Linked DNA regions of Homo sapiens: all the other regions are linked to region 3. Evidence: chromatin contacts called from ENCODE Hi-C data. All regions are on one chromosome and are shown on one strand. The core of a region is the stretch at or near the end of the contact, and the rest is flanking DNA. Distances in the headings are between cores, read along the strand shown.

What was found. Hi-C counts contacts between places; a loop is a spot of excess contacts on that map. Pooled maps may share reads with other maps.
Region 1: a pooled map shows a loop between it and region 3 (11-fold over the local background). The contact joins the promoter of NUP98 here to the promoter of TRIM5 in region 3. A Hi-C loop is called at or near these places in 9 of 50 pooled maps.
Region 2: a loop to region 3 is called in a pooled map, with 9 times the contacts of the local background. The contact joins the promoter of RHOG here to the promoter of TRIM5 in region 3. A Hi-C loop is called at or near these places in 7 of 50 pooled maps.

What each region holds. Positions count from the first base shown.
Region 1 is chr11:3,795,664-3,799,313 of GRCh38, reverse strand. NUP98 (nucleoporin 98 and 96 precursor) reads left to right here and starts at 1,760. Exons shown (of 33, transcript NM_016320.5): 1 at 1,760-1,914. It also overlaps a transcript of PGAP2 not described here. RefSeq lists silencers at 1,744-1,913, 1,994-2,083.
Region 2 is chr11:3,838,683-3,842,465 of GRCh38, reverse strand. It overlaps RHOG (ras homolog family member G), which reads left to right and starts at 1,507. Exons shown (of 2, transcript NM_001665.4): 1 at 1,507-1,572. RefSeq lists silencers at 567-616, 657-926, 1,277-1,326, 1,377-1,766 and an enhancer at 3,167-3,366.
Region 3 is chr11:5,683,673-5,687,636 of GRCh38, reverse strand. It overlaps TRIM5 (tripartite motif containing 5), which reads left to right and starts at 2,563. Exons shown (of 8, transcript NM_033034.3): 1 at 2,563-2,769. RefSeq lists an enhancer at 2,556-2,805.

The DNA of each region.
Region 1 (3,650 bases), core at 511-3,010, 1.9 Mb after region 3:
TGCCCGCCTCAGCATCCCAAAGTGCTGGGATTACAGGCATGAGCCACCAGCCCGGCCAGTATACGCTTTGCTTTCTGCGCACAGTTCCTGCTATGAGACTCTCAGTCACTAAACAGGTCTAGTTTCTAGAAAATGCCCACCTTTCACTCTTGTAATATCAGTTTTCTGCTAATGGGCTAGGCCCCAGAAGGACTTCCAAGAAGAGCCCAAGGCACAGAAAACCGAGGGTAAATAATAGGATACAAAGTGACAAGGCTTTAACAGAGGCCTGCCCAAGCATTAGCTCAACTCGCTGTGAAAGCTTGGCAAATGTATCACTGAGAAGATGGGAACATTTGAAATACCCGTCCTTTAAGAATAAGTAGGGGTTCGGCTGGGCGCGGTGGCTCACGCCTGTAAGGCCAGCACTGTGGGAGGCCGAGGCGGGCGGATCACCTGAGTTCCGGAGTTCGAGACCAGCCTGGCCAACATGGTGAAACCCCATCTCTACTAAAAATACAAAATCAGCTGGGCGCGGCGGCGAGTGCCTGTAATCCCAGCTACTCGGGAGGCTACGACAGGAGACTCTCTTGTACCTGGGAGGCGGAGATTGCAGTGAGCCGAGATCGTGCCACTGCACTCCAGCCTGGGAGAAAGAGGAGACAGAGCAAGACTCCATCTCAAAAAAAAAAAAAAAAATTAGTTCATGGGCGAGGTGGCTCACGTCTGTAATCCCAGCACTTTGGGAGGCCGAGGCGGGTGGATCACTTGAGATCAGGAGTTCGAGACCAGCCTGACCAACACAGTGAAATCCCCGTCTCTACTATAAATACAAAAATTAGCTGGGCCTGGTGGCGGACGCCTGTAATCCCAGCTACTTGGGAGGCTAAGGCGGGAGAATCGCTTGAACCCGGGAGGCAGAGGTTGCAGTGAGCCGAGATTGCGCCAATGCACTCCACCCTAGGCGACAACGCGAGACTTCATCTCAAAAGAAAAAGAAAAAAAAAGAATTAGGGGTTCTCCACGTGCAGCTGGGAAAGACGTTCCAACAATCCTCATTTGTACCAGGCCCTTTGGTGGGCCAGTCCCTTAGGGCATCTCTAATGCTCCTAATGTCCATCCTAGAAATTCAGGGAGGGAAAGAAAGTGCTGGGGCGAGCATGGGTCAGGAGAGAATAGGGTCAGGATTTAGGGCCCTGAAGAAGCCTCGGGCAAACTCTTTGGACAGACAGACCTTCCAAGAGGGCCCTCAGGCTCCGCACGTGGTCTGGGCGGGAAGTGCGGGCAGAGAGACTAGGAAGCCTTCCCAGCAGCGCCGGCGGACCGGGGCAAGGAAAGGGTCGAATAGTTACCATGCCATTCTGGGGCCGTCCCTCTGATTGGCCCGAGCTCCCTCAGCCCGAGTCGCGGCGCTCCAAGGAAGGGGGCGGAGTCTCTATGTTGCGTCACCACCCTTCCCGACACCCCGCCGGTGCTTCCCAATCTAGCCATTCACAAGCCCACTTCGAGAGGCCCTGTGTGACGTCACGACACGCTCCCGCCAACCGCGGCGGCGAGGGGCGGGACTCCACGGCCCTCTCACCGCTCCTACCCTGTGCCTCCCCGAACTCCTTCTGCCCCTCCTCTTCCCTCTCGCCCCTTCCCCCTTCAGTTCGGTTTCAAAAGACGCGTTGCCCAATGAATAACAGGGTCGACCCAGAGTGGCGGCCGCGTCCACCAATTCGCGGACGGCGAGGGCGGAGCGTCCGCAACGAGCCTCTGACGCCGGGCGGCGTGTGACGCAGTCGGGCCCTCTGCGCGCTGCGCCCGAAGCGGCGGTCGGTGGCAGGGGTGGTAGCGGCGGCGGCGACGGTTTCGTGGGGGCCGCGCGCTGCTCTGTGAGCGGCGGGTGGCAGCAGGGGACTCCTGACACTTCCCCTTCCCCACCGAACCGCGGTAAGTCGGGAGCCCGAGCTGCAGCGGCCGAGACCGGCAGGTTTCTCCCCCCTTCCGGGCGGGCGGACGCGCGGGGCGTCTCAGGGCCTCTCCGCTTCGAAGTCTAGCGCCGCTGCGCGCACCTTCTGGCCTGAGAGAGGGGCGGTGCTGAGGACCCGGGGGCCCGGAGCCCGGGAGGCCCGGCTTTGGAGGCCCTGGGAGAGAATGGACATCAGTGGGGTCTAGGCCTGGAGGTCTCCAGTTGCTGCCCACGCGAGTGGGTGTCTGTCTGGTTGTACTCATTCATTCAGTGGTGTAAGGACCCCACGGTGGGCTGGCCTTTCCGGGGTCAGCGCCTTGAAACCCTGAATACGGTCTGCCCCGCACTTCCTTGACCGTCATGTGGGACTGGGCTTTATTTGCCTTGGCTTCTCCATAAGGGAAGTGGGCACCCCGAGGATTAGGGTGAGTCCGAAGTTTGGGAGATTTTTAAGATAATATCTGAGAATAGGAGTCGGTTCGGTGGAGCAAAAGGTTCTTTTCTATTTTCCCACGTGTTCAGTGTAAAGCCAGATGAGGAGACAGATTGAGTTTCTGGATTACTATAGCCATAAGGACTTTAGAAATTGTTTAAGTCAATCCCCCTACCTTACATCAGTTTTGTAGATGGGGAAACCGAGGCCCGGAGTAACAGGCAGGATTAGCCAATGCCAGATTTTTGACAGTCTAAACAGTTTTCTACTACCTCACCCTCCCTGGATATTTCAGTCTCCCATTATTAAGAATTCCCTTTAGGAGGTCGGTGCGGCATGGACATTAGGTAGCTAAACGTAGATGTAGTCTTCACAGCGTTTTCCGTTTAGTTGCTACCAGCTCTGTTCACGGGTAAGGTGGAAGCTTCGTTAGTGGTACCCTAACCTAGAGCTTGAGAACTAAACTTAGAAGATGGTTAAAGAACGTCAGCGTTGTTATGTATCGGAAACAAATCGGTAAAACTACAAGCCATTGTTTCCCTTTCTAAATCTGAATTTTTTGACTTGTGTCAGCTGATGAGGACTCGGAGTCAGTTAGGGATTTATAACAGTACTGGAATAGAAAGCAGGAAATATTGATAAGACTTAGAAAGCCAGGTAGGAGTCCGTTTGTAGTAGTTGTACCTCGGAACTCATGGCTCCTTTCAGGTACAGAATTCAAAGTGAAGTATTATAGTAGAATAAGGTGAGGAAATAAAACTCCGTTTTGGAGGAAGAAGCTAACTGGAATAAAGAGCAAAAAGAGAGCAGTGATCATTCCCTGTGACGGTCTTACAAATTCGAAAAGAAACTCGAGTTAACTGGGTTACAGTATGTTTACCTGGTGGAGGAAGTTAGGGTATTTAAAAACCAAAACTAGAGGTTGGACAGGATAAAGGTACTGGGAAATACTTGGGTAAAATTATTCTTTTTGACTCTTCAGATTTGATGAAATTGAATTAGTTGACACTTGGTTCTGTACACATCAGTAAGATTGTTACTTTGTTCTTGTATAGATGACAAAGCATAAACTCAGAACTAGTAGTGCAGAAGAGAACCGTAGTCTAAATAGTAAAGCGTGAACAGGGTATGTTTTCCGTGACATTTTCTCAGTTCAGGCATCACCCTCTTCTGGGAAGCTTTTCTTGGCATTCTCTTCTCTGCAAGCTTCCATAACACTTATTTGATATTTCTATTTATAGCACATATCATTTTTATTTTAGCTGTTTTTTTAATTAGGCTGGT
Region 2 (3,783 bases), core at 258-2,757, 1.8 Mb after region 3:
AAAATATAAGTAGGCTGGGTGTGGTGGCTGACGCCTGTAATCTCAGCACTTTGGGAGGCCAAGGCAGGTGGATCAACTGAGATCAGTAGTTCGAGACCAGCGTGGCCAACAGGGTGAAACCCCGTCCCTACTAGAAATACGAAAATTAGCCGGGTGTGGTGACATGCACCTGTAACCCCAGCTACTCGAGAGACTGAGGCAGGATAACTGCATGAACCTGGGAGGCAGAGATTGCAGTGAGCCGAGATCGTGCCACTGCACCCCAGCCTGGGTGACATCGTGAGACTGTCAAAAAATATGTGTGTGTTTGTGTTTATAGAGACAAGGTTTCACCATCTCTGTAATTACAGGCAGACGCCACCGCGCCAGACTCTTAGGGTATGATATTTTTAAAAGATATTTGTTTAGTGTTTGAGATACGCATTGACAACAGGTCTTTTACACCCATTCTCATGTTATCTTCAAAACTACGGGGTGAAATATAATTATTCTATTTTACCAAAGACAGATTTGAGGCTCAGAAAGGTTAAGCTATTTATTCCTGGAATCAATCCGTTTATTTGAAAAGCTTCTGGAAGACAGGGATCCTGTCTTAAACGCTGTGTTTCTTCACAGCACCTAGCACTTAGCTCTCTCCACGTGGTAGGCGCTCAGAAACTTTGTGCTGAACGAAGGATATGGATTCTCAAGTCAAAGCTCCGAGCGCAAAGCCAGGGAGCGAAGCACCAGAGGGCGCCCATGAGCCCGCCCACCCGCGGGTCGCCGGGGCCCAAGCTGGACCTCAGGCCTGGGTGCGGCTCTTCAGCCCCAAGCAGCTGCGCGCCCCAGCAGAACAGGGGGCGAGGGGGCGAGGGAAGCCCCAAGTCCTCCGTCCGCCCCGCCCCCTCCCCAGAGCCAGGCCTCGCAGGGCTGCACGGTGCTGAATGACGACTCGACATCCTGTTTTTGGGGCCCGCGGCTCCGCCTGCGCCTCTGCTGATCTTGTCTTTCCCTTGGGTGCTGACGCCAGCTCCTCTTCCCCCCGAGTCTCCCCACCCTCCCCAGGGGTCTGGGGCCTTCCCACTGCTGAATCACCACCACCTCGCACTCCCCCGGGGCTCAGGGCAGGGGCGGGGACTGCCCCAGCCTCGGCCACCACTCTATCCCTGGGGTTGACTGAAGGGACCAGGCCCAGGGGCGCCTTTCTCAGCATCTTCCCGCGGAGGCTGGTGGGGGCGGGATGGGGGGAAGAGGACGAACGCCTAGCGCCCAGGGTAGGGCCTCCAGGGGTAGGGTGGCCAGGAGGAGGCGGAGAGACTTGACCTTGGGAGGCCTGACTTACTGACCGCAGGGGCAGCGGACTGGGAGGGGAACGTGGCAAGCCCGGGACTGGGCCGGGGGCGAGGCTGGGGGCGGGCCGGGGCTGGAGAGGGGGAGATCGGCCCTCGGACTTCCTGGTCGGGCCCCGCCCCGGCCCGCCCCGCCTCGCCGGCCCGCCCCCCCCACTTCCTCCGGCCTCCCGCTCTCACTTCCTTCTCGAGCCCGGAGCCGCTGCCGCCGCCCCCAGCTCCCCCGCCTCGGGGAGGGCACCAGGTGAGGCCCGGCCGGGGCTGGCGGGTAGGGGTCCGGGGGAGGAGAGCCCGGCCGGCCCAGGACTCGGCGCGGGCGCCGGCTCATGAGTTTGCTGGCGGAGGCCGCGGGCGGGAGCTTCTCGGTTCAGTCCAAGTAGGGCGGGCGCGGCCGGCCGGGCGGGGCGGGAACGGGGCCACTGCGAGCCGGCGGAGGCTCGGCGAGGGTGGCTTCCCGGCGGCTGTACCGCCTCTAGGGAGCCGAGAGGGACCCCTGAGGTCGGAGGGTCCCGGGCTCCAAGATAAGTGTCTCTGAAGTGGAAGAGCTCAGAGCTGGGAGATCGGACGCAGGTGGGGTGTCCTCAGAAGTTGGTGGGGGGGGTGTTGAGAAGTGCGTGAGGGGAGAGGGCTTCTGGGCTGGAAAAGGCGCTCCCTCTGCTCTGGCAGTTGTGACACTTGGGGTGAGAGGGGCGGTGTCTGGGGCCTCCGAAAGCTCTCTCCCTGTCAGATGGATGCTAATACAGACCCACACTCGGTCTGCAGCCCCAAGGCCCTCTGCACTCAGGAGGACCCGGGTTGGGTGGGGGAGCCCCGCCGACCCCAGTCGTTGTCTGTATGTCTGTTTTCCTGAGTCCCGACCTTACCTGGAGCCAAGCAGTAGGTATTTAGTGAGCAGACGCTGTTCCTAGCTGACCAGAGCCTGGCCTTGCTCTTTTGGGAGTAACTTGGTCTTGCCCTGTAACTGGAAGTGGAAGGACTCTCATTCAGAGGTACTGATAGTCCCTGACAAGTTTTTGTTGTGTCTTTTGGGGACAATTGAGAACCATCTCCTAGTGTTCCTCTTCATTCTTAGTCCCTGAATTATACACATGCTCCTGTCGTCTCCCTCCACACCTTCTTTAGTTTCTACCCACAAATCCGCCATCACTCTCTTCTCATCCCTTCCAGTCTCTTTTCCTCCAAACATACGGTCATACCTAGGCCTTGACCTGTCTTCACCTACCCTGCCCCATGTTCGTCTTGGTCCTCTGCAACCTGCCCCATCCCTTCCCTTCCCAGCTCTGGCACCCACACACATGCACCTCCTGGTTTCTTCCATCACCCCTCATTCCTTTTGAACCCTCAGCCTGTCACCCTCTCTGTATCCTTCCCTCCCACCCACTTATCTCCAGCTTTGGAATCAGTTGTTGAAGACTTAGTGAGTTCTAGAGTCTTTTCAAACCTCCCTAGCTTGGAGAGGCAGTCTGCAGCCTCCCAGTGATAGAGACGGATTAAAGAGCTGGAAAGCCTGTGTGTGTGTGTGTGTGTGTGTGTGTTTGCGTGTGTGTTCGCACGCGCGTGTCTGTGTATCTACATCTTCATCTCTTAGAGATGGATTAAAGAGATGGAAAGCCTGTGTGTGTGTGTGTGTGTGTGTGTGTGTGTGTGTGTGTTCGCGCGCGCGTGTCTGTGTGACTACATCTTTATCTCTTACAGACAAAATAACTGCCCTCAGCCTTGAGAGGGCCCAGAGCAAGGGAAGCCAGCAGAATGAAGGGAACCTGCAGTGAGTGAGGTTGTGGTTAGGCAGGAGGAAGCCGTTTGTAGCAGTCAGGGTAGGGTGACACAGGAATAAGACTTGTAAGAGAGGCCGTGGGAAATCAAAATCACCCCAACCCGTGGTGCTTGACCAAGAGGCCAGGCCTAGAAGCCGGAAGACAGCCTGAAGGTCCCTGACTCCATTACCTACTAGTTCCAGCATCACCTGGTGGAAAGAATGGGACCAGCTTGGGTGTGATGGAAATAAAGGGAGGAGGCAAATGCAGGATTCTGGAGGAAAGACTGCAGCTGGTCTAACTTCGGACTTAAGAAGCGGCGGAGGCAAAAGTGTCTGCTCCTTTCCTGCTACCTTCTGGGGCCTGCCTAGGCTGGGTACCCGCATGCCCTGATCTGCATCAGGGCCTTAGTGACCAGGAAGCCCTCTGGAGTTCTACTGACCCCTCTGCCTTCAGGCATCCTTAATACTCCCCATCTCACCTAGGACCCTATTCCTTCTCAGGAATTCCTCCCAAATTTAACTTCAGTCCATCCTGGCTATGGAGGCTCTTGTTTCCACTCTAGAGCTCCATCCTCAAGCTTTTGGGGTGCATCTGAGGATCTTGCTCCTGTCTACCTCCTCTAGTCATCTGTATTCATTTCTCTCCACTAGAAAAAAAGAGAAGTAGAGGGGAGTAAGTGCTACAGCTAAATTTAAGGG
Region 3 (3,964 bases), core at 1,314-3,813:
CAGAGTAGAGCATGTTGGCAGGCTCCATATTCTAACCTATGTTCTAAATTGTAGAAAAAATATATTATTGTTGGAGCTCTGTGTTTTCTCTGTAAACCCTTTTTTTTTTTTTTTTTTTTGAGACGGAGTCTCGCTCTGTCGCCCAGGCCGGACTGCGGACTGCAGTGGTGCGATCTCGGCTCACTGCAAGCTCCGCTTCCCGGGTTCACGCCATTCTCCTGCCTCAGCCTCCCGAGTAGCTGGGACTACAGGCGCCCGCCACCGCGCCTGGCTAATTTTTTGTATTTTTAGTAGAGACGGGGTTTCACCTTGTTAGCCAGGATGGTCTCAATCTCCTGACCTCATGATCCACCCACCTTGGCCTCCCAAAGTGCTGGGATTACAGGCGTGAGCCACCGCGCCCAGCCTGTAAACCTTATATATCCTGCTTTCCTGCTTGAAAAGGAATCAAATGAAATATCTCTACCTTTGGGTCCATGGATATTTAACATTTTTCTCTTCAAGAAAAAGAGCAAAATAAGAGTAAATATGGTTAGAGTCTGAATAATACTTAGGAAGAAAACAGAGAGGATATTTTAAAAAATCGTTTAAAATTTGTTTAAAAATTTACATAATTACTTTTTTTTTTTTTTTTTTTTTTTTTTTTTTTTTTTTTTTTTGAGACAGAGTCTCACTCTATTGCCCAGGCTGGAGTGCAGTGGCATGATCTCGGCTCACTTCAACCTCCACCTCCCGGGTTCACGCAATTCTCCTTCCTCACCCTCCTGAGTAGCTGGGATTACAGGCATCTGCCATTACACCTGGCTAATTTTTGTATTTTTCGTAGAGATGAGGTTTCACCATGTTGGTCAGGCTGGTCTCAAATTCCTGACCTCAAGTGATCCACCCGCCTTGGTCTCCCGAAGTGCGAGGATTACAGGTGTGAGCCACTGCAAATGTAATCATTACATAATTATTACTAATGCCACATAATTATTACTAAATAACAATTAGTAATATTAATTATAATTGTAACTATTAATAATTGTAATTATTAATAATACTAATTATTATAATTATTACTATAATTATTACTGCCACATAATTATTACTAATGCCAGAAGAATATTTGAATTAAACTAGGTGACACAGCAGTTATCTTTACAGCAAGAATAGAACAGAAATGTGACATCAAGATATTCAATTAAAATTAGATTAATAGCTATATATCTTCATATCTATTTAAATATTACTCCTTATATACACCATATTCTAGTAAATCTGAGACAATAAAGAACAAAATGCAAAAGCCCCCTACCTGATTTCATGAAACAGAAAGCTGCGGGGGTACAGTGTGGAGGGGGTATGAGGTTACTGATGATGGAATTAAGTGATAACAGGCTGCCCACTGCAGTGCTCCCCATTGCCTTCTCCTGAGGCATTTTCATTTTCAAACTAAATACTCCTCTCTACCAATGATCCTAGTTCCAGTGTGGACTTCCTGAGATGTTCCAGTAAGGGAAAGCTTAGAAGGGAGGCTATGGTACATGGACCACAGTTCAGCCTTTTGGACCAGTTTTGCATAGTAACCAGAAGAGAAGAGAGAGGAAGGCCTGGCCCTGCTCAGGGATGCAATAGATACTTTGGAAAAGACAACAGCGGGAAGTTGGAGAGTTCTTTGAAAGTGAATAGTTGAAAGAAATAATGTGGTATTTCTTTATCGCTCTCCAGATAAACTTCTTTTTTTTTTTTTTTTTTTTTTTTTTTTTGAGACGGAGTCTCACTCTGTCGCCCAGGCTGGAGTGCAGTGGCGCGATCTCTGCTCACTGCAAGCTCCGCCTCCCGGGTTCACGCCATTTTGCTGCCTCAGCCTCCGGAATAGCTGGGACCACAGGCACCCGCCACCATGCCCGGCTAATTTTTTATTTTATTTTATTTTATTTTATTTTATTAGAGATGGGTTTTCACCGTGTTAGCCAGGATGGTCTCGATCTCCTGACGTTGTGATCCGCCCGCCTCAGCCTCCCAAAGTGCTGGCATTACAGGCGTGAGCCACCGCGCCCGGCCCTCTCCAGATAAATTTCTAGCATCCTGTCCTCTCTGGGTTTCGGAGTCTTAATAATATGACATCTCTCCTACCTGCAGCTCCTTTTCTGTTCATAGGTCCTATAAGATTTTTAAGTCCAGACCAGAAATCTACTGCAATTCTCTAAAAATCATTAACTTTGTTCTTCCTTCTCTTTGGGCCATATCTGTCACCCAGAAGCAGAACTCAGCTGTGAGATCAGGAGCAAGAGGAGCACATTGGAAGAATTTCGAAAAAGGGCACCTTTTCTAATTTTTAATACTTGGCTGGGTTAATCTGAAACTATGTCAGAAGAAGTGGCATGATAACAAGATCCTGAGACTCAAGAGAAAAGGGAGATTGAGTGGGAATGCCTCTAGTTCCCACGGCTCCTCCTGTGAACAGCACAGCTACACGGCCCGGCTGATTCATTCAGAGGGCGGGACTCACCAGGCCCTACGTGGAGAAATGCCATTGGCCCATAGTTTATCTTTCACTTTCCTGCCCTGAGTGTGAGCAAGAATTTCCTGCGGTTCCTCTAGGAAAATTCCTTTGTGCAGATCAGGCCCGTGGATTGGTGAGTGAATCCTAACCACGTCTTCCCTGGCCTGTCTTCACTCTTCTCCCCAGAATCACCACTTCTGCACTGGTGTCTGAAGGTGTATTGAGTGATTTTGTGGAGGGCAGAAGTAGGAAGTCTTTGGGACAAAACTGTATTTACCTTGGTGAGTTTAACTTATCTGAAAAGCTGTGCGGGGGTGGGGAAAAGACACAGTTCACAGACTTCTTGCTGCCAGAGCTGACTGAGGGGAACAGAGCCGCCTGGCGGGCAGGCAGATTTGAAAGAAGGGAGAGCTTTAAAGTGAAGGGCTTTGTTTCCCGAAGGCTGGTTATTTTTCCATGCTGACTCTCTCCCCATCCCCTCCCTACTCTATACTTTTTAATTGAACTTTGCTGTAGAGAGCCAGAATTCTCTCTTTCAGTGTCTTCTCCCAACAACAAGGGCAAAGACAGGGGCCTTGGAATCCTAATGATTTAATGCCTATTAGTTTACTAATGTAGTGTTTCTGCATAACTCTACAGGTCAGTTCTCATCACCTTGGCCTGGCTCTGTGACATCAGCCTTCATGGTGTGACAGCTGTCCAGTTCTGTAGTCCTGTCATTGTCACTGTAAATGGAGTTCTTTCCCTAGTTCATATTGGTTACAAAGATAATGGGAAAAAAGGCAAGCAGGTTTTATTTCTTGCTAGGAGTGGAGAGTAAGAGAGCTCCTTCTCTAAAGCCCCCTCCCCCAAAACAGTGGAAAGCATTGGCTTTAAAAGAACTGAGTACGGGGAGAGAAAGGAGTGTTAGCCTATAGGGTGGAACTCCAGTTGTGCCACCTCTGTTTATAAACACATGTCTTCATACTGTGTCCGGAATTGGTGGGTTCTTGGTCTCACTGACTTCAAGAATGAAGCCGCGGACGCTTGCAGTGAGTGTTACAGTTCTTAAAGGCGGCATGTCCGGAGTTTCTTCCTTCTGATGTTCGGATGTGTTCAGAGTTTCTTCTTTCTGGTGGGTTCGTGGTCTCGCTGGCTCAGGAGGGAAGCTGCAGACCTTCGCGGTGAGTGTTACAGCTCATAAAGGCAGTGTGGACCCAAAGAGTGAGCAGTATTAAGATTTATTGCAAAGAGGAAAATAACAAAGCGTCCATAGTGTGGAAGGGGACCAGCGCAGGTTGCCACTGCTGGCTCAGGCAGCCTGCTTTTATTCTCTTATCTGGCCCCACCCACATCCTCCTGATTGGTCCATTTTACAGAGAGCCGAGTGGTCTGTTTTGACAGGGCACTGATTGGTGCATTTACAATCCCTGAGCTAGACACAAAAGTTCTCCAGTCCCCACTAGATTAGCTAGATACAGAGTGTAGACACAAAGA